Linked DNA regions of Homo sapiens: region 2 is linked to region 1. A link is an interaction called in ENCODE POLR2A ChIA-PET data of the cell type or tissue named here. Cell type or tissue: CD4-positive, alpha-beta T cell. All regions are shown on one strand. Each heading gives the region's core, and the rest is flanking DNA. Links, peaks and the distances in the headings are about the cores only.

Evidence for each region. ChIA-PET counts read pairs that join two places held together with the same protein. Peaks named below come from ENCODE experiments on the same cell type or tissue, not always from the same donor. Only the 100,000 strongest peaks of a DNase experiment are listed, where the experiment ranks them.
Region 2: POLR2A ChIA-PET joins it to region 1 with 11 read pairs; 10 of 35 experiments call an interaction of 5 or more read pairs at or near these places.

What each region holds. Positions count from the first base shown.
Region 1 is chr14:91,176,100-91,179,015 of GRCh38, forward strand. The region is part of intron 7 of DGLUCY (D-glutamate cyclase); the gene reads left to right. Among named protein-coding and RNA genes, the nearest start is that of SNORA11B, 51 kb to the left of the region's middle. In CD4-positive, alpha-beta T cell, for the core only: CTCF peaks have their summits at 1,452 and 1,652; a DNase peak (open chromatin) is centred at 1,452; H3K27ac peaks cover 735 bases.
Region 2 is chr14:90,901,914-90,904,829 of GRCh38, forward strand. RPS6KA5 (ribosomal protein S6 kinase A5) reads right to left here. Exons shown (of 17, transcript NM_004755.4): 9 at 895-1,056. Among named protein-coding and RNA genes, the nearest start is that of LINC02321, 75 kb to the left of the region's middle. In CD4-positive, alpha-beta T cell, for the core only: CTCF peaks have their summits at 1,292 (motif pointing right) and 1,491; a DNase peak (open chromatin) is centred at 1,298.

The sequences.
Region 1 (2,916 bases), core at 313-2,812:
AGCCCAGTGGGGTCTAGTTCTTGAAAGCATATTCTCGTAGTACAATGATTTAAAAATAAAGCCATGAAACAAAACACAAAACAGAGGCCTACAGCTACAGTGAATCTCTCTCTGGTTTCCTTCTTTTATTTATTTATTTTTTTTTGAGACAGGGTCTCACTCTGTTGCCAGGCTAGAGTGCTGTGGTGCAATCTCGGTTCACTGCAACCTCCAGCTCCCTGGTTCAAGCGATTTTTCAGTCTCAGCCTCCTGAGTAGCTGGGATTACAGGCATGTGCCACCATGCCCAGCTAATTTTTGTATTTTTAGTAGAGACGGGGTTTCACCATGTTGGCCAGGATGGTCTCAATCTCCTGACCTCGTGGTCTGCCCACCTTTGCCTCCCACAGTGCTGGGATTACAGGCGTGAGTCATCGCGCCTGGCCTGGTTTCCTTCTTTTAATCCCAGGGCTGGATCTCCTTACCAGAGCACTTTGTCTTACAACTCAATTTTTTTGTCGTTGGTTTTTTGGTTTTGTTGAGACACAGTCTCACTCTGTCGCCCAGGCTGGAGTGCAGTGGCACGATCTCGGCTCACTGCAAGCTCCGCCTCCTGGGCTCCAGCGAGGGAGGTGTGCCTCAGCCTCCCAAGTAGCTGGAATTACAGGTGCATGCCACCACACCTGGCTAATTTTTGTATTTTTAGTAGAGACGAGGTTTTGCCATGTTGGCCACGCTGGTCTTGAACTCCTGGCCTCAAGTGATCCTCCCACCTCAGCCTCCCAAAGTGCTTGGATTGCAGGCATGAGCCACCGTGTCCAGCCTCAAATATGTTTTGATTAAATATATTTCCTTCCTTCCTTCCCTTCTTCTTTCTTCTTTCTCTCTCTCTCCCTTCCTTCTTGTCTTGTCTTTCTTTCTTTCTCTTTCTTTCTTTCTTTCACAGAGTCTCACTCTATTGCCAAGGCTTGAGTTCAGTGGCATCATCATAGCTCACTGCAGCCTCAAACCTCTGGGGTCAAGTGATCCTCCCATCTCAGCTTCCCAGGTAGCTGGGACTACAGGCATACGCCGCCATACCAAACCAATTTTTAGAAATTTTTTGTAGAGATGGGGTCTTGTTACAATGTCCAGGCTGGTCTCAAAGTTCTGGGCTCAAGTGATTCTCCTGCCCCAGCCTCCTGAGTCATAGGGATAACAGCATGAGCCATTGCTTCAGCCGTTTTGATTAAATATATATTTTTATCTGCTGAAGCATCCCAGCCCATTCTAGCAGGAGGACTAACCTTTAGCTTGGCTTTTTGAGACATTTTGGAGATTGATGGGGCCTTGAAAACAAAGGTGAAGCCAAGAAATATAACTAAACAAGTCATTTCCTGTGGTATTTGCAAGGTGATTATAAACAAGGCCAGCAGCAGTACATTTTTTCCAAGGCCTAGGTGATATTACAATGAAGAGACACACGAGGGCGCCCTCGCTAGCTCTCAGTAAGATAGGAAGGTGACAGAAACATGAAAAATAACAGCTATTGCAGACCATGGTCATGGACACTGGAAAATTCTGGCCAGGCCAGCCACACTTGCGCTGTAAGCACATACTGTAGTGTTACTTTAATTTATTTTGAAAGCATTCGTGAGAGTTCAGCTATCAGAATGGCCTCATGCGAGGGAAAGATCATCCCTAATGTGGTGATGAGGCGTGGCTGCCAAGATCCACAGGATTCCATTTGTTCATTTATTTAAGTGCATGTGTTGAGAACCTGCTATGTGCCAGGCATGCACCCAGGCCTCAGGAGTACAGTGCTCCATGGGACAGGATGGAGTCCTCTGGGCGCTCATGGTCTTGTCTGAGTGTGTGTGTGGGCATGTGTGTAGACACACCCACCCACGTGCAGTAAACGTCCCCCAGCCCAGTGGCCTCACCGCTTTCCCACCATCGGTCGTGGCAGGTGCCCTGCAGAGGAGATCTCACTGCTGTGGGCACCCCAGCATGGCATGTTCCAGTCCTTTAGTTCTGACAGCGATAGCACAATTGATCGTAGATGAGAACAAATGACATCAGAGAGGGACAATCTTGAATCATTCTCAAATTCCCTTTTTTTTTTTTTGAGACAAGGTCTCGCTCTGTCACCCAGGCTGAGTGCAGTGGCACGATCACAGCTCACTGTAGCCTTGACCTCCTAGGCTCAAGCAATCCTCCCACCTGAGCCTCTGGAGTAGCTGGACTACAGGTATGCACCATCATGTCCAGCTAATTTTTAAATTTTTGTGGAGATGGGGTCTCACTATGTTGCCCAAGCTGGTCTTGAACTCCTGGGCTCAAGCGATCCTCCCACCTCAGCCTCCCAAAGTGCTGGGATTATAGTCGTGAGCCACCATGCCTACCTTGAACTTCAATATTTAAACTTCTATTAGCAATAGATTATGTGCAACAGACCTCACAACTGATGGGGGCAAAACCCCGTGTCATGCTCTGAGCTGACTGTTCTGACATCTACCTGGTTTTGGAGTGACCAGTTTTAGGTGCCATCCAAAACACAGACAAGCGATAATTAAATTCATCATCAGATTCAAGACTTTTTCCCCTTACACATCAAATCTAAAAGTTATGTATCTATTAGATTTTTATTTTGAAGTGCTGGCTGACTCTTTCTATTAAATATGAAACTTTAAGCCAAGTGTGGTGGCTTACGCCTGTAATCCCAGCACTTTGGGAGGCTGAGGTGGTCGGATCACTTGAGGTCAGGAGTTCAAGACCATCTTGGCCAACATGGTAAAACCCTGTCTCTACTAAAAATACAAAAATTAGCCAGGCGTGATGGCACACACCTATAATCCCAGCTACTTGGGAGGCTGAGAATTGCTTGAACCCCAGAGGCGGAGGTTGCAGCGAGCTGAGATCTCACCACTGCACTCCAGCCTGGGTGATAGAGCGAGAC
Region 2 (2,916 bases), core at 159-2,658, 270 kb before region 1:
GCTCATGCCTAGAATCCCAGCACTTTGGGAGGCCAAGGCAGGAGGATCGCTTGAGGCCAGAGTTCAAGACCAGCTTAGGCAACAAAGTAAGACCCTGTTTCTACAATTTTTTTTTAATTAGGTGGGTGTGGTGGCATGCACCTGTGGTCCCAGCTATTCAGGAGGCTGAGGCAAGAGGATCCCCTGAGCCAAGCAGTTAAAAAGGCTGCAGTGAGCTATGATCATGCCACTGCACTCCAGCCTGGGTGACAGAGTGAGACCTTGTTTCTTAAAAAAAAAAAATTTTTTTGGCTGGACGTGGTGGCTCATGCCTGTAATGCCAGCACTTTGGGAGGCCAAGGCAGGAGGATCACTTGAGGCCAGGAGTTCAAGACCAGCTTAGGCAACATAGCAAGATCCTATCTCTGCAAAAAATAGAAAAATTAGCTGGGTGTGCTGGTTTGCACCTGTGGTCTCAGCTATCCCAGAGGCTAAGGTGAGAGGATCACTTGAGCCCAGGAGTCTGAGGCTGCAGTGAGCTAGGACAGCACTGCTACACTCCAGTCTGGGCATCAGAGTGAGACCCTGTCTATATAAATAAAAATTTTTAAATATGAATAGAGGTAAAATAAAAGATTATTGTATTTTCTATAAAAGAATCTGAACAAAAATAAAATTTCAGGTATAAAATTAAAACTTCCCTTATATCAAAAATAAATGCATAAACAATATCTGCTATTGAGCAAACTATAAGCTTCGGTTAACAATGTGCAATATTTCTGCATTTAATAATTTAGAGGATATTAGAGAATCCCATTTTTATGATGCCAACAAAACTACTTCAATATGGGAAATTTAATCTTTTCTTTCAAAGGACATATGGCCAATGTGCATGTGCACAGGATGGGAAATTACCTGAAACAGCTTCTCAGAACTCTGGGGCAGGGCTGCGGGAGAATAAGTGGGATCCATTTCTGTGAACTCTTCTGCAAAGTTACTCACATCTAATTCATCTCGAATGACTGGCTTAAATGGTGCAGGCACTTTTTTGGCGGCTAAATCATCCCAATTTATTTTCTAAAACAAAGAAAGTTGGTACAAAGTAGAAATCAATAGTCAAAATGTACTTTCTAAGAATAACAAAGATAAATTAGGATTTTGACTGGTAGGGAGAGAGGATAAAAATAAGAGAACATATTTCAAATCAATAATAAAAAACATATTTTCTCCAAACAAGATCACAGCAGTTTATAGCTCCAACCAATGCTGTGCCTCAAAGATGAGACTATCGCTGTTGAATCTCAGAGTGTCCTCTGGGGGGCACCAAGACACCCTAGTTTACCTTTAAAGACAACAGAAGAATACTTTTGTCCTGAGCCTCCTCAGAAAGGTGTTAAGCCAAAAAGAAAACAAAAAACCCAAAACAAAATAAAAAACTGAAATAAAGGGTTTCCAAAGGCTCTACAGATGTGGATATTAGCTCTAAAAGAATGTTCCTATTTTCTAGAGGCAGTGTTACTTAGCTCTCTGCCTGCACTTGCTTTTCCTCCTGGGCATCCAGACAGACTGGAAAATAAATCCACTGTAAATCAGGCATGTGCTTATGTCTAGAAGTTCAAATGATACCATCATATGGATGTGATCACTCTTTTCTTATTCAACTGTGTTCAAGCATTTTAAACACTGCCTCTTATGTCCCCCATAGAATAATGCAAGCCCCTTTTCCCTCTAGGTCACTTACTGAGTTATATTACTGAAATCCAACCCTTTGCTCTGTTTCTTTGTGCTCCTTCTATCATTTAAAACAATCTCAGATAACACTTACTGAATTAAATCCTACAGGTCTCCTACTACCACATTTTTTCAAATCTAAGATGCCATTACTGATAGTAAGATACACAATTATTTTATGTATCATTAAGAAGAAAAAAGTATTAATCATAAGAATATAAGATGATGGCCACTGTAACATGCATACTGATTTCAGTGACAGTAAAATATGAAAATGTGCACTTCTTGGTTGATAAAATTTAGTAAGTTTAATCAACTACCATAAATTTTTTTTTTTTTTTGAGACGGAGTCTCGCTCTGTCGCCCAGGCTGGAGGGCAGTGGCGCGATCTCGGCTCACTACTACAAGCTCCACCTCCTGAGTTCACGCCATTCTCCTGCCTCAGCCTCCTGAGTAGCTGGGACTACAGGCGACCGCCACCATGCCCGGCTAATTTTTTGTATTTTTAGCAGAGACAGGGTTTCACTGTGTTAGCCAGGATGGTCTCGATCTCCTGACCTAGTGATCCGCCCACCTTGGCCTCCCGAAGTGCTTCAGAAAGGTGTTAAGCCAAAAAGAAAACAAACAAAAAACCCAAAACAAAATAATTACAGGTGTGAGCCACTGCGCCTGGCCCATAAAATGTTTTTTATTATGCTGTCTTGTAGATGCAATAGAAACAAAATAATTAAATCACAGATCTTCAAATTTCTCAGCTAAAATGGAATTCAGATCATTTAGTTCATCTCCTTTATTTGATCCAGTGAAACTGAGGCCGAGAAATAAGAAATAACCTTTTCACCCAAACACCAGTTGGTGGAAGAGTCAGGATTTGAACACAGTCTCTTGACTTTCTAGTTAAGTGTTTTTTTCTCTCTGCAGCTGTAATGTTTTCCATTATAAGCACATAACTTGTGCTTGGCCATTGTATATATATTAAAATAAACTTCTAGAGGAAAGGGGTAATTTAAAGAAACATGTTGTTAGCAGGAGAATGTTTAATATGTAGAAAATGGAATGCTATTATGATCCTTTCCACCTCCGCTCCATTTATAGAGAAAAAGGCCATTTAGGCCTTTACAAGTAGAATTCTGGTCTTTCCAAAAGTGTCCCTATCATTTAAAAAGTCAAGGCAATTAAGTAATCTAAAATTACTATTCCAAGCTA